Regions from separate parts of the Homo sapiens genome. Here region 2 is linked to region 1. Evidence: chromatin loops called from intact Hi-C (ENCODE). Cell type or tissue: natural killer cell. All regions are shown on one strand. Each heading gives the region's core, and the rest is flanking DNA. Links, peaks and the distances in the headings are about the cores only.

Region 1 (8,344 bases), core at 318-8,317:
TTTTTAGTAGAGACGGGGTTTCACCGTGTTAGCCAGGATGGTCTCGATCTCCTGACCTCGTGATCCACCCGCCTCGGCCTGAAATGCATTTCTTTTCAGCCCTTCCGCTTGAACCTGGAAAATTTCCCGGTGTCCAAGCCATCCGACCCTTGCCAGCTCTCATCTCTTTCCAATCTGGAGCTATTTGTTTATGTTGGGCCAGAAGGACATGTGCATATGTGTGTGTGTGTATGGGCTTGTATACAGACATGTATGAGCATCTACAGTTAACCACTCAAAGAAATGTCACGTTTCTGTGTTCCCACAATTGGAAGGGTGCCCTGATCTCAGGACCAAGAAAGCAGAGATTATGACTTGATGACAAAATTTTGTTCACAGTCTAACCCAGAGATTGATCTTAATCCTCACTGGGTAATTGTCCTGGGCCAGGCAATCTTATCTGGAGAAGGCCTACTCTTCAATGCTGTTAAAAAGATAAAGTGATGCAGAAGGCTCCCAAAACAAAAATGTATTCACTGTTCCTCATGTACAATCTGCTACTACCTTGACAGAACAAAATCTTTGACATAACTTGCTCAGGAAAATGATTATAGGTTATGAATATTTTCTACTTCTATAGGTAGGAAAAACATTATATGGTGATTGAAAATACCCCATGACAGCTGTATAAAGTTTGGAGTGAGTTAGCTGAGGAGTTTCTAGATAGAAGGAAGATGATGTAGGATCCTGAGAGTAGTGGAAGTTCTTAGAGGAAGGATGTTCTGGAGTCAGAGGATAGGACTGAAATGAACAGTCCTGGGTTTGGGAGAGCATTGAGATTGTCTTAGTTTCTAGAAGCAGAGCCTGAGACAGGAGTCTGGTATACATGATTCATTAAGCAGGTGCCCACAGGAGAAGGGGAGTGAGGGAAGTACGAGGTCAGGGGAAGAAGGGTAAGAAGGATGCGTTTTCGGCTGGAGCCTAGCGTTATCTTGGACTTCTAGGGAGCTTTGGATAGCAAATTGCACCATCAAGTTGGTGGCCCTTTAATGCAAGGGGTCAGCTTTGTGTCTGAGGTAGTCAGTCATTGGCCACTGGCCTAACTTCCAAGGTGAGGCAGGCCCATTAGGCAGGATGCAATTCTTCTGCAATGGATACAGCTGTGTGCCTTTTGCAGACCACAGCCACAGAAGCTGGGAGCTGGGCATGTTGACCTGGTGAGAGAAATATGAACAGGTACCGGAGCATCCACTATGCTCATGGAATAACCCAGGCATGTAGTGTTGACAGTTTGTGTCCTATCCAAATTATGCTGAGGAAAAGGGTTATTGGGGTGGCATTGAAATTCTTAGCAGTAGAACAAACACAGGTTTTAGAGCAGACTGTGACAGCTGGAAACAACCAGCCCAATAGAATACAAATTCCCTGGCTGCTGGCAGTGAGGGGCCGAGGTACCTGCGGGACTCAGAACTCAGGGGGGCTTGCCCCTTCTCTCCTGTTCTTGAAGTGCTGGCTGGAAAAGGGATCATTATTGTTTGGGGATTTGGGAATTCTCTAATGTTTTGGGGTACGGGAAATTGAGGATGAAACAGGTCATCTAGAGGTTCAGCTTTTCCGTGGCCTGTGATGGTGGTGGTGCTGGGAGAGTCAAGTGAAGGTGGGAGGAAGGAAGATGGAGCTCAGCATGTGGACTTGGCCAGCCTCATCTTTGTCCTCCTAACCAGAGGCCTAAATTGCTGTTCACCCTGAGTCCAGCCGCTGGCCACTTACAACTTCATGGCCTGGGGCAAGTTGCTTAACCTTTCTGTGCCTCTCTTCATCAACAAAAGAAGGCTTATAGTACTGAATTTATGGTTACTGTGAAGACTCTATAAAATATTTAAAATTTTTTTGCATGTAGTCAGTGCCAATACATTGCATTATTATGATATATTATTATTATTAGATACTAATGGTTTTTCTTAGCAGTGAAAAACTTTAAATCTCTCTTCCTCTCTTTCCTTCTCTTTTTCTATAAATCACATGCTTTGAGTACATTCAGATTATAGTTTAATATATAAACATAAGGGAAATTTTAAAAAGGGCAGAGAACTCAGAAAGTCATGAAAGAACAGCTATTCAACATATATTTTTCCACATGTGTTATTACCATTCAGTATGGTGGTTTTCTTTTACTCTGCACAATTGCATTTGTGAAACTAATTTGGGAGTAGTCAGAGGCCAGGAGATGAAACAGAGTTGAAGTAAAATCTCATTAGTTACCATGTAAGGGGCTGGCAAAATTTGACTTGAATTAGCCAGGTTAAAATGAGCTCGTATTTTAATAAACTAACAATAAGACTGTCTAGGCAGTTGAGGAGTGGGAATTGTTTTGAATTACATACTACTCGGGGAAAAAGATCTGTGATCAGAATAACAAGGTTTTACTGTACACTGCATATTGTATGAATTCTGCTGTCTCTTTGTGTCTTGAGTCTTTTATGATTGTCATGCCATTCTGGGAGCCACTCACTCAGTCTTTTGTGTCATTCTATTGTCAGCCATAATGAAATAATTGGGATGACAATTATTTGCTTGTTTAGTTTCAAAAGTTTTCTGTGTTCAATATCTTCTATTGTTTGCCTCATGGTACCATGATGTGATATATCATTCCTGCCCAGATTCCAAGAATAAAAAACATGCATTTTTTTTTTCCGGGAGAAGTGTCCCCTTAAGCACAATATTTAATGGCCATATATTAAAAGTGCTATAGTGAGCATATATTTAATAAAATAATTGCAGCCATCCATAACTCAAATAACTGTAACATACCAAGATGGTAGATGAGGTCACAGTCTACCATGGGAGTTCAGCAGTCTAATTTTATAAACCCCAAATCAAAATAGATAGATTGACAATGAGAGAGAGAATGTTTGAGACTGGACTTGTTAGAAAATACAGGAACTAGTCAGCTTGAAATATAACAGTATAAATTATACCTTGCCCACTTTAGTGATTCAAATGGCATGTATTTTTATTGTGAAGACTGCGTAACTTTGGTTCCCTCTTCCTCCCGAACCCTGCTCAAAGATTTTAGGGAATTAACTAAGGTTTCAGTAGTGAAGCTTTGGATCAGCACAGGGGCAGTTGTCACCATTACTCTACTTTATAATCTTGTGGGGAGGGAGCTTAACCAGGACTATCATCTCAGCCTGGGATGACATGCTTTGAAAGTGCTCCAGTGTCACTTTGAGGAGGGTGGCCACCTGCAACCCAGACTAAGCAGTGTAGTTGCATTACTAAGAGGTGTGTTTGGAAGTCAGACAAACTTGCCTTCAAATACAGACACTTGCTTGTTACTTAACTTTTCTGAGTCTCCTCATTTGTAAAAAAAAAAAAAAAAAAAAACAAAAAAACACAAACAAACACCACCAAAAAACCAAAGAAAAAAAAGTAGGAGAGTGAGAATAATAGTTCTTGCCTTAAAGAGTTATTGTGAGAATCAAATGGGACAATGCAGGTAAAGACATTTAGCCTAGAGCCTTGTACCGAATATGCACATTTTAAATAGTAGCTTTCTATTATTTTGTGATTCTTCCCGCCCCTGCTGCATTCCCCAATGCCTCATCTACCAGCAATTTGTGTGCACACTCAGGGTCAGCAATTCTTGGCTTGGGATTGCAAAGAAGGGAAGTACAGCCCTTTTCTGCTGGCTTTGCCTGGGTTGACCTCCCAGCTTTGCTCCTTGGCCTGATTCAGGGTTGGCAGGCATAGATGGAAAAGAGCCATTGGTTGTTAGAATCGTCCAGCAGGAGATGAAGGGAGATCTCACCCTGCATTTTGTGTCTAAAACAATTGCTTAAATTTGTCATCTTAGGGACACATGTACATAGGTAAACACACGCATATACTGTACACATCCATGTGTACAGCTCAGATATTGTCTATAGGAGAACAAAATGTCTTGATGAAAATGAGTAATTCAGCTAATCACCCAGATGTTTTAGCTATATGTTGCCACACAGCTGGGTGATCTGAAACAGCTATCTGTTTGGTGACTTGCAGATAAAACATAGATAATAGAATCTCCCTCTTTTCCTCCAGTTTTTTGGCATCACTTAGATATAATCTAAATGATATGGCAACATATGGGAAAATCTCTCACATTCAAAAGCATGCAAGCAGCTAGCTAACGCTTTCTACTAAAAACTTTGCTTATAGGTATTTTGATGAATCTAGAATTCTCACAAAGCACATCATTTGAAAGAAATACGGCAGCAAAACAAACTGCTGCATTCAAAGCAGGGGTATTGAAAAGTGTCAGGCAAACATTTTTAACCTTGTGTTTGTGCTCGGTCTGGTCAAAATAGAATATATTTCCTTTTATGGAAGTGGTTTAAAAAGGGGTAAGAGACAAGATTTAGTGTTTGCAGGAAATCCTTTAGTTGTTTAAAAAGCTTCAAGGGTTCCATCTTTGGCATCCAGGTATTATTCTCATTAAGTTAGCATTTTAGGTTTCTGAAGTGTTTGGTTCAAGTGAAAAAGATTAATGTTATGCTTTGAAATTGATTACTATGGAAAGTCTTTGTACATTTGACTGTAAAGCAGAAATCAACTTGGACAGGAAGCAAAGCGGATGAACAGGAAGCTAAAGTAAATACCACAGTGACACGTGAGGGGTGGAAGGTGGTTAGTTTATTTTTTAAAGAGTTTTCAGACCATCAGTACATACGTTTCAGTTTCTAGATCCAAATCTCTAAGTGCTTTTCTCCAACTGGTGGGATGATTGAAATTAGAGAGTAAGACGAGAATTCACTGTGCTGGATTTTTCATTCCAGGTGCAGAGCTTTAAAGGATTATGGAGTCTGAAGACCAAATGGGATGATGGAGAACAGCTATTCAGTGGTACAAATGTAAATGCTCCCAGGCCCGGGCAGGTAATTTAAGTGAGTGAAGCAGGGCAAAGTGTAATTGTGTAAGCAGACATTTGCTGACTCCACATACCACTAGGGAACTATACTTTCCCCTGGCAGAAAGACAATCAGCTCCAGCCTATTATTGCGTACAGTAAGGCTAACCAAAGTGAGGGGCTACTCTAACTTTTCAGGAAAATCCAGCAGTCTTGATTTTTATGTAGTTTCCAAAATGTTTTTGTTATGGTTCATTTGGAGAGCAGCCTTTTGATCTCCAGTTTGCTACTTTTAATCTAGTCTAATCACACATCTTGCAGTTGTAGAAACCAGACCCAGAGAAGCTGAGCACCTTGCTTAAAGTCCTGCAGCAAAGGATAACACTGGGGCTCAAACCCAGTTCTCCTCCATCTTCTTCTCTGGCATTACCCTTCCACTGAGAGCACAGCATCCCGCCCACAGTGGGCTTCAGCAGGCTTTGTTAGAGGAAACCCATGGATTTTTGAAGGTTTTAATAAGTTAATGAAACTCTTTAATTAAATTAAGTAATTTAATTAAGGTGCTCTCCTGACTTTTTCCCTAAGATAATTATTTACTCAACCAATGTTTGTCATTGGTGCCTCTTTTAAAATGTTGTGTAACATTTTCATTGTTCTTTCATTCAGTTCAAGTTACTTTTCTTCATCTCTATATTTAATATATCCTCTTTGTTGATCAATGCTTCCAAATTCTCTTTACTTCACATATATCATTTGTCTAATTTCTGTGTTTGACTTTTTAAACTCAGTCACTCAGGGTCTGAAAGTGTCTTTAACTGGATCTATCTGTATTATATATTGCTATGCATTCATTGGAGGGAATAAAATACAAATTTGTAAATCTGAACATTATACTACATGGGGCCAATGGAGAGAGTCCATTTTACATGAAGAATGCCACTACTTTATCCCTAGAGAGTATGAGGAAGAGTTTCACCCATCTTTAGCCTCAGATCTTAGATTCAGTGCTTGTAAGAGAAGAAGCACTTATTCAAAGAAGCAGGTATATATACTCTGGTTGTGAATTCTTTCTGTGATTTCAAACAATATTTGGAAAAACTCATTTCTGAAGGCCTAAGGTGCAGGGAGACGAAAACTACTCTTGCGAGGATACAGTTGGTAACACCCATGAGGGTTCCATTTGCATCGACTCTTAGCCATAGCTGCACCATAGCACCAAATTAGGTAGGGACTGTGCTGCTCGTACCTTTGGGCTCAATGGAAAACTGTCCTATGATTCTGTTACTAATCATCTCCTACATTTGAGTGGCACTTTAATTCCCAAGACATTTCACATATTACTTTTGCCATTTTACAATGAGGAAACTGAGGCTCAGAAAGGGCAAATGACTTGCTCCTTGCCTCACAGCTGTGTTGAGGAAGAGGTGGACTAGAACTTCATGAATCCTTCTCTTCTCTTCTCTTCTTTCTCTTCTCTCTCTTCTTTCTTTCTTTCTTTCTTTCTTTCTTTCTTTCTTTCTTTCCTTCTCTTTCTTTCTTTCATTTTTTTGGAGACAGAGTTTCGCTCTTCTCACCCAGTTTGGAGTGCAATGGTGCAATCTCGGCTCACTGCAACCTCCACCTTCTGGGTTCAAGCGATTCTCCTGCCTCAGCCTCCTGAGTAGCTGGGACCAGAGATGCACACCACCACACCCAGCTAATTTAGGTATTTTTAGTAGAGACGGGGTTTCACTATGTTGGCCAGGCTGGTGGTCTCAAACCCCCGAACTCAGGTGATCCACCTGCCTTGGGCTCCCAATGTGCTGGGATTACAGGCATGAGCCACCATGCCTGGCCGATCCCCCTGCTCTTTCTACTGAGTACTATCTTAGCTTTATGGCTGTTCCAGCTAGCCCCCATATCATAGTCATGTTCACTATTAGATGACCTGCTGGGATAATTTTGCACATTCTCCTGCCCAGCAACACCCTGGTTGGTTGCTGCAATGAAGACAATGGCTATGCATAGAAGAATTTTAAAATACCAATAGAGGATCTCTAACTCTCTGGCACTCTACTATTTGTACATGAGGGGGCTGTTATTGTAGAAAAGGAAGAAACATTTTCCTGGTTGGGATTTTCATACTGGCAAATTGGCTATTCTGATTTAAATTCATATTGTTACTAATTGGTGTTAGAACTTTTGTTCTGGACTGTGCTTATGCTAAGTAGAGATTTTCCCTCCTTGTTTGATTATGGATTAGTCCACACATTTTTACCTTATGAAAGGAAGAAACAGCTTGTGCCGCCTCGGGAGGAAATATGTCATCTAATAATTAGGCTCTGAGGCACTGGCATCTTGAATACTGACCTGTGGGCAGGCCGTGGAGAGAATCATGGAAAAAGCTGCATTATCCAGGGCTTTTTCCTCAGATAGATTTAAAAAACAAATGTCTTTAGAGCAAAGCACTGAAGGGCGAGAAGCAGCAAACAGGCAGATTATTAAAGCATTTGTCATGAAGTTACAGGTGGGCTCAGGAAGGGTCCCAGTCCTGCAGGCCGGGCTGCCTTGCTGAAAATATCTTGTAAATTATGAGTTGTTCCCCCAAAGAAATCACTAGGCAGGAAAGGGCAAAGTTACTCCCTAGCAACTCTGGTTGCAATAGTTTCTGAACTATAGTTTCAGAAATCTGTCAAGGCAAGGGTCAGTTACACATGGGAGGCTGAATTTTTGTATTGGAAGACTAGGTGTTTAGGATTACAGCAGTGATCATTCCTGGAGCATGTGTATTTACACTTCTGTTTCAAAGAATGAGAAATACACACTTATAATGTCGGTGCTTTTTCTCATCTAAAAAAATGATGAAGTATGTCCTCTTGCATTTACAGATTCACTGTTTATCTTTAGTCTCATTAACTTATGCTGTAGTTCAATTCATTTTGTTTCTATTCATTTCATATAGAAATGCACTGAAATTTTGCTTCAATCTTTGTACAGTATTTGGCCAAACTCTCTATTTGGCTTTAGTTTTGGCCATAGCCTTTAAAGGCTGAGTAAACAAATGTCCCACTTCTGCGTTATTGATGGTATCTCTGAACCTGAGATGATCAATGACAGCCTGATCGTATTATTTATCATCATGCATAATTGGCATAAAAAATTAGTAAGAGGAACAAAGCATGCCCATCTGAATAATTACATTAAAATACAGGTAAAAACATTCTATATGTAATATGCTTTATATATTGAAATTCTCTGTCCATTTAAAATTTAAAATACATAAAAAAGTATGTTTATTATTGCAAGAGTACAATATTGCAATTATGAATGGGGATTATGAATGTAGTTAATTTTATAAACAAAACAATTAAGAAACTTCAAGTAAATAAGACTACAGGTTGACAGTTAATATTGATATTAATAGAGAGTACCTTAGCTACATAGCTTTCAGGATGATTATATCTTTTTTAAGCCAGCAAATGCTCATACACAAATTAC
Region 2 (8,344 bases), core at 193-8,192, 110 kb after region 1:
TGGAACTGTGAGTGGTAACCCCTTTTCTCAACCACTTCTGTGACTTTTTTTGTATGCGCATTGGGATTGTGTGCCTTCTTAGGTACTCTTGGCTCTTTTCCACTTACCACCCTGCAGAAATCACAGCTTTGGGAACTGCACCTATATTCCTCCTTCGGCCCTTTGACCTACAGCTTGGCATCGTGTCAAACTCAGGGCTTTGCTGTGAGCTGCGCAGTATCTGAACCGCATTGTGGAAAGCCAGGAAATGGGCTCTTTTTCTCTGAAATCCCCAGTTCTCACCTGTGACTTCTGGTGTGGATGCTACCAAGGTCCTATGAGAGATGGCATTGTCAGTGTGCCAAGCCACTTCTCAGGTCCTCACAGCATGCAAGCTCTTACAATTATTATTTCTTCTCCAAGTGGTAGGAAAGCTGCTCTTTGCACAGCTAGTTTCCTCTGAAATGTTTCCCACTCCATGAATGCTTTGTTCTGAATTTTCCAGAATTTATCTTTTGTAATTCAAAGCCAAATCTTCAGAATCTCCAATAGTTTTGTTTTTTCTTGTTCTCAAGTGCCTGCCTCTGCTAATGTCATGAATCAGTTGTGGAAATGCAAAGCCCAAAGTGTACTCTATTTTCCCCACCATCAGCCTCATGTACCCCTCTATAGACTGCAGAGAAAAAAAAATGGCTAAGAAGGAAAAATACAAATGTTTCCATTATATTGGGCAGGAGAGGAGGTGGTAAGGTTAACATTGGAATTGGAGTGGGAGTGGGAGGCCGTTAGGTGGGAGGGGTGAAAACTATTGTTGGGCTTGTGGAGCTTGGAAAATCTCCTTCTGTGGTTCTGATATAATTCTTGCCTCTCCCTAGAACCTCACTTTGTGAGGTTCAGTGTTTACCAGTGTCTTTCATTGTGTGACACATTCTTCAATAAGCCATCGTGTATTGAGAAGCGGGCTGTGGGTCATTGTTCACTGCACTTCAGGGCACTCATCCTTTCCTCTGTCCCTAAGGAACACAAGAACCACACCTGTCTTTTCAGCATCCTGTCTTGCAAGCCCAGTCACACGGTGGGTGCTCTGGAAATATTTATTGTATGAATGATTGAAGACGGTATGAATGACTGAAGACGGTATGAATGACAGCCAGGTTTAGTTTTGGGAAAAAATTATATTCAAGACAATTGAGGAGGTGATGCTATTCTGGATTAGGAAAAGGAGAGGGGAAAAAGGGAAAATAGCTTCTATATTCCAAGAGACTCATATTTTGAAACCCAAGATGGCACAGAGAGTATTGAGTTGTGTTTATTAGGGGCTGAGCAGTTTCTAGTGTCTGATAGCCAGAACATTGCATCTGCCTTCCCCTCTTATCCCCTCTGCAATAAGACATGAAGTCTTGGTTAATCTATAGGTCCTTGAGCAGAAGTGTCCTGGGTTATCCAGTCCTCAGCATCAGCAGTGTTCATCTATTGATCAATTGGAGCCTCAGTCAGGATCTTTGAACAGCTTTCCTTGGGCCAAGGGCCAGCTTCCCCAAGTGAGTGTTCTGCATAGAGGCCTGCACACCCCAGCCAGGTCATACCACCTAAAGTCACTCCACGGAGGTAGACACAGAAGGAGGAAACAATTCCAAACCAGGAATTTGTTTCCCCAAAATGTTTCTATCATTGATTTTCGCATTTATTTTCTACTCTTAAAACCATTAATAACCATGAAGCTGAAATAGATGCCTGGTTAGTTTCAAATCAGTTCTGTGACATTATTGACTTCATTCTATATCAGAGGAATAAGGAGAATTTTTGGGGAAATTATTTTAAATTCTGTCCTACTCTGTCTTACCTTATCTTTGTACTTCTTGATTTTTGAAAGCAGTGTGGTAGTGAATCATTAGCTATACTATCCTCACAAGCCCATGTCAGATTTTTTAGTATTCCTTACAGGAACACATTCTATCTAATAAATTTTTCAGTCAGGAAATCATAGGAGAGAAGCCACTGGTCGTTGCCAGATTGGGAAAAAATGGAAATTCAGCTTCATTTAAAAATATTCTCTCTACTTGACATATTTAAATATGTTATTCTTTATTATGTTTTGATTACATAAGCAAAGATATTTTGCAATCTGCCATTTTTATTTACAGCAAAGTCATAGAAATGAATCTTTCTCTTTTAGTTTATGGTTGTGTGGGAAAATGTGTTACTCTTTAAGATCATTGAAGCTTAAAATATAAGCTTGAAGTTTTACATATTGATAAGTTGAAATATTTTGGCAAAAAAATTGTATTAAGCAACCAAAAATTTGAGAAAGTACGGCTAAAATATCTTTCCTCATTGTAATAAAATAGAGATGTGAAGTTAGTAACATTAGTATAATATGGAGTTTAATTCAATAGAAATCACGCACTCAAACCTTTTCAACAACCATTTATTGAATATTGACAACGAGCAAGGCCAAAGTCAGTAGAGAATTAAATAATGAACCAAATCCATATTCTGTCCTCAATGAATGTATAAGATAAAGTATAATCAAAAGCAAGGTGGGGAGTGGTGAATACCATAAGGAATTTGGAAAAGGCATGTACTGCTCTTAGCAAGAGACTAAGGAAGAATCTGGGAGGAGTCAGTAGCTTTTGAGTTATTTCTGGAAGGATGATATATGAAGGGAAATCCTTGTAGTAGAAGAGCAGTATGTGAAGTATACATAATTTGAAGACTGCTTGTACTTCACTTTTATTTGGGATAAAACACATTTTGAGACTTGGCCTAGGGACTTAACCAAAGATAAATCCATTCTAGCCACAAAATCCCCTTGGACATTTTCTCCCTTTCTGGCCCTAGGATATTTATGTTTGCTGCTCCCTCTACCTGGAGTGCTTTCTCCCTGAATACCTGTTGGTTTTCTCCCTCAGCTCTTTCAGGATATATAACATTCAAAATTTCAGCTGTGATTTCTGTCTCTCTTTCCTGCTTTGTATCCACCATACGTATTACTGTCTAATATACTACATATGATGCTTATTTATTTTATTTGTCTGTTGTCCCTCACTAGAATGTATGCTTCAGGAAGGCAAGGATATTTAATGTTTTGTATCCCCAAATCTTATAATAGTGCATGGTGCACAGTATGCATTCGATATATTAATGTATTTGTGGAATGGTTGAGTGAGAGCACAAAGACGAAGAAGCAAAGTGGCTCCGAACAGTTTATTTTAATTGTTTTAGGTCACAGCACAGCTATAAGCTGAATATGTATGCTCTTGTCTGGTGGCAGGTAGCTTATATGGGATACGAATCAGCATATAATGGCTAAGAGCACACTTATTAGCTGTGTAACCTTGGGCAAGTCACTTGACCTCTTTGTGTCTGGTTTTTTTCATTTGTAAAATAGGGCGAACAAAGTCCCCTCTGCATAAGATTATTGTAAATATTAAATAAGTTAATATATTTATGTGTATCTGACATAGAACAATTGGTACATAAGTATTTACTATAATTATTTGCTTTTCTGTTACAGAATTGAGTTTGGTTTTGCCCATCTGAAATATCTGTATTTGCCCATCTGAAGTATTTGCTTTTCTGTTATAGAATTAAGTTTGGTTTTGCAACCAAACTCTGTTTTCATCTGTAAAATAGGGAGAACAAAGTCCCTTCTGCATAGGATTATTGTAAACATTAAATAAGTTACTATATTTATATGTATCTGACATAGAACAATTGCTATATAAGTGTTTACTATAATTATTTGCTTTTCTGTTACAGAATTGAGTTTGGTTTTGCCCATCTGAAATATCTGTAAAGACTCTGAGGACAGAACAGATACTTTGGAGTTTTCTTCAAACTTGCATAGCTCAAGGGGTAACTATTTCCTTCTGCATGGGCCGTCACCCTCCCTCCTGTCAGACCCTGCCCCTGTGCTTGCCTTCAAGCCTTCATACCTTCAAAACATCTTGCTCTGGTCACCTTTTATAGATGACCTTTCCCCATCTTAATTTCTCTGTTCTGTGTTTTGTGGCATACCGATTCTGGGTATGCAGTATGTGCTCAGCCAGCAAATCTGGTAATCAGTATCTTAATTGGCTTGGTATTTCCCAGTGTTCCTTTTTCCAAGGCATAATTTATTCTTTCTGTTTTTGAATGTAGCACATAGAATTGTATTACCTGAATTTCACCATTCTGTAAATCCAGTCATTGCTGTATACTTTTCTAGCCCTGACCAGGAAATCTATTCTTTATTTATCATGCTAACAACAACAACAACAGAGAGAGAAGCAAAGTCTTGCTTAAATGCTTTTAATTGCTATGCTGTCCACATGTGCTCATGATGAGAAATGCACCTCTCTCTTCTTCTTCTACCCATTGCTTGGCCTCCCTACTTCCATTTTCTTAGTTTACTCCTAAGAGCCCAATGTAACCCTGACAGTTTCCTTTAGATGTTGGAACAAACTGTTTTCCTGATGTTGAGTTCCTTATCAGTGTGTAAATGGCTCTAAAACATCAGTTTAAGCTCTGTCCCTTCCCTGTTCCAGATTTTGAGGTCTAGCAGGACAGGTACACAGAGGCTCAGCTTCTGGATCAGATCTTCCTGGTATAGGGAGTTGGATACAACCATCTCTACAACTCATCTAGCCCTGCAGCCCATTGGAGATCTCAGGGCCACTGCACACTGTTTTTCTTTACTTGGGGTAGTGCAAATAAGCTGTCACCAGTTAAGAAGTGGTCTCTGTTTAGAGTGGCAAAGACTCACTTTGAGCACTAAAAACAAAAATGGAGAAGAATGTGAAACAAACCAATATTATTTTTACATAAAATACCTTACTTTTTTTTTTTCTGTAATGCATTCCTGGATTCAGCAATTGAAAGCAGAAAAGTGAAAAATGCACATTTTCTTTATAGACCTATGTTCACTGCATAGCTGACAGTAAGTTAAAAATACTTGGCTGGTGAAAAAGGTGAGAAATGGATGATTCAGCCCCTCCAAATAAAGAACCTGCAGCTGAAACTAAAGGCTGGTCGGATGTAGCATTGCAGAATTGGTTTTAGGTTCTCTTCTACTAGGCAAAATTTAAGGTAGTGAGCAGCATGCGCTGCGGTATCTAGACATAAAAGCCTTTATAAAAGTGAAAAAAATGTCAAAATGATAATTTTGAAAAAATGAGGTTCAACTCTTACTCTTAATTAGAAACACCAGAGAGAACACATAACACAGGAGTTCTTGTTACAAATCTGGCCTCTGTTTACCTAACACTTTCCTCTTGCGGGCTGCCTTGTCTCATTTCGAAGGCATTGCAGGAACTGTTTATGACCCTGGCCTGCTCACTCCCCTACAGCTGGTTTATTTTTGACTGCCAGTCAGTCAAGGTGCTAATTGTGCTTATGAATATCTCACAGCTGTTCTTAACACATTGTTCCAAACAGTTCTCTTTGGCATTTAACCATGAATTTTGACTTTTTTTCCCCAGTGCTAACATTCAAGACTCCACTGGGTTGAGAGCTCCTACTTTTTTTTTTTTTTCCTTAACTTATATTTTAGGTTAAGGGTAGATATGCAGGTTTGTTATGTAGGTAAACTCCTGTCACACGGGTTTGTTGTATGGTCCCAATGCTAAGATACTAAGCCTAGTACTCAATAGTTATTTTTTTCTGCTTTTCTCCCTCCTCCCGTCCTCCACCCTCAAATAGGCCTCAGTGTCTGCTGTTCTCTTCTTTGTGTCTATGTGTTCTCATCATTTAGCTTCTGCTTATAAGTGAGAACATGCAGTATTTGGTTTTCTGTTCCTGTGTTAGTTTGCTAAGGATAATGGCCTCCAGCTCCACCCATGTTCCTGCAAAGGACGTGATCTTGTGCTTTCTTATGGCTGGGTAGTAGTCCATGTTGTATATGTACCACACTTTCTTTATCTGGTCTATCATTGGTGGGCATTTAGGTTGATTTCATTTCTTTTAATTTGCCCAAAAACCCCCAAACAACCCCATTAAAAAGTGGGCAAAGAACATGAACAGACAATTTTCAAAGGAAGACATACATGTGGCCCGGGAAGCATATGAAAAAAGCTCAATATCGCTGATCATTAGGGAAATGCAAATCGAAACCACAACGAAATACCATCTCACGAACCAGTCAGAATGGCTATTATTAAAAAGTCAAAAAATAATAGATGCTGGTGAGGTTGCAGAGAAAGGGGAACGCTTATACACTGTTGGTAGGAGTGTAAATTCGTTCAACCATTGCAGAAAGCAGTGTGGTGATTCCTCAAAGAGCTAAAAACAGAACTACCGTTGGACCCAGCAATCTCAATCTCATTATTGGGTATATACCCAAAAGAATATGAATCATTCTACCATAAAGACACATGCACGTGAATGTTCATTGCAGCCCTATTCATGAGAGCTCCTACTTTTGATGTTAACTTCCATTTCCTTTTAATGCTCACCTCTTCTATTGTTTCTTTGCTGCAACCACCTTCCATTTTATTTTTTAAAATAAAATTTTCTTTTAGTAGTTTTAGAAAAATGCAGAAAACATGAAAAGATAGCAAGGAGTTCCCATAAATTCATCACCCAGTTTTTCCTATTTTTAGCACCTTAAATTATTATGGTGTATTTGTCACAATAAATGAACCAATTTTAAATATAGTTCATACTTTATTCAGATTCCCTTAGTTTTTACTTAATATTCTTTTTCTCTTCCAGAATCCCATTCAGGATGCCACATTACATTCAGTATGTCTTCTTAGACTCCTATGGGCTGTGACAGTATCTCAGAATTTCCTTGCTTTTGAATATATTGAGTTTTGGTAAGGTATTTTGTAGACTATTCCTCAAGTGGAATGTATCTGATGTTTTTCTCATGAGTAGACTGGGTTTATGGATTTGGAGAGGAAGACCACCATATCATATCAAGGGTGCATGCTATCAATGTGACTTCTCACTGTTGATGTTTGATGGAGGTAACCTGTTGGTAACCTGACTGAGGTAGTGTTTGCCAGATTTCTCCACTATGAAGTTACTTTTCCCCTCGCGTTCACACTGTGCTCTTTGAAAATGAGTTTCTATACACACGCCATACTTAAAGAATGGGGAATTATGCCTCACCTCTTGGAGCGTAAAGTGTTCACTGTATATAAATTATTTGAAATTCTTCTTTTCTTTTCTGTTCTTTTTTTCTTTCCTTTTCTTTCTTTCTTTCTTTCCTTCTTTCTTTCTTTCTTTTTCTTTCTTTCTTTTCTCTTTCTTTCTCTTTCCTTCCCTCCCTCCCTCCCTTCCTTCCTTCCTATTTAAAAATCAGTATGTGTGTTATACTTTGGATTATATATAATCAAATACTACATTATTTTTAAACTTAAATTGGAGACCAACTTTATTTTTAAGGAGTCACTTGTCACTTCCGACACCCCATCTCTTAATAGTCTTGATTATTATAAGCAGAATAGTATGGTTTAGAGAGTTTAAACTGTATCAACACAATTCTAGACAGCTATTTTCAAAGGCTTCTTCCAGATCCTCCCTTTCTATCCTCCTTCACAATCCCAAGACATTTAAAAGAATAACCTGTGCTTAGAACCCTGCTGATAGAAATGCTTCTGGTTTTAGGTAACTGCCCAAACTTACTGGAACATTACCCTACCTTCTACTCCACTTCGCTGATGTAGTTTTCATCATATCTTCTGTGTGTTGTATTGAGCACTGGCACTCAATAAATATGAAATGATGATCAATACAAGGCACTAAGTGGTCTCAGTTGAGAAAATACTGAACAGAAACACAAAAATATCAAGGTATAATACAATTTTCTTTTCCGTCATCACTGGTTAGCCCGGTTTGAACTTTCTAGATACAGAAGATAGAACATCATGTTGTCCAAAATATAATGAAAATTTCTTCCCAGAAGGCTTTTTAAGGGCAAATGGAAGTACATTTTAAGCCCATAAATCTGTTGCTCATTGTAGATTTTTCTTTACTATATTTTTCAAGTTCATCCCAAGCCATAAATGTCTAAGTGACTTCATGTGCTTGAGGCTCTGAATTTTTACGTTCCCACCACATTCAATTAGTTGGCTCCTTTTGCCCGAGGAAGAAATGGCTTGTTATTTTTTGACTAAAATGCTCCATCTGTTATAACGGCCTTCGTGTATTCATTTTTATCAAGTTACCAGCCACATGTGCCGCTCCAATTATTAGAAATGGAGTTTAGAAAATCTATAATCCCTCCCTAGACAAATATCTTTTTAAATGCTGTTCCACTGGTTGACTTGAGTCCAGAACTCTTTGGGGGCGATTTTCGTTTTCTTTAGTAACAGCCCCTGGAATGCTTTCTACAAGCACGGAATTAGGCAATGGTAAGCACTTCTTGAAGATTACTCTT

Evidence for each region. Hi-C counts contacts between places; a loop is a spot of excess contacts. Peaks named below come from ENCODE experiments on the same cell type or tissue, not always from the same donor. Only the 100,000 strongest peaks of a DNase experiment are listed, where the experiment ranks them.
Region 2: it touches region 1 in a loop (3-fold over the local background); 2 of 110 quality-filtered maps call a loop at or near these places.

The regions. Positions count from the first base shown.
Region 1 is chr3:177,534,599-177,542,942 of GRCh38, forward strand. LINC00578 (long intergenic non-protein coding RNA 578) reads left to right here. Exons shown (of 4, transcript NR_047568.1): 2 at 4,797-4,895. Among named protein-coding and RNA genes, the nearest start is that of LINC00578, 97 kb to the left of the region's middle. In natural killer cell, for the core only: no CTCF peak of the experiment used is centred there; a DNase peak (open chromatin) is centred at 4,613; H3K27ac peaks cover 1,507 bases.
Region 2 is chr3:177,647,794-177,656,137 of GRCh38, forward strand. All of the region lies in intron 3 of LINC00578 (long intergenic non-protein coding RNA 578), which reads left to right. Among named protein-coding and RNA genes, the nearest start is that of LINC02015, 160 kb to the right of the region's middle. RefSeq lists silencers at 5,054-5,254, 5,168-5,462. In natural killer cell, for the core only: no CTCF peak of the experiment used is centred there; a DNase peak (open chromatin) is centred at 268; H3K27ac peaks cover 749 bases.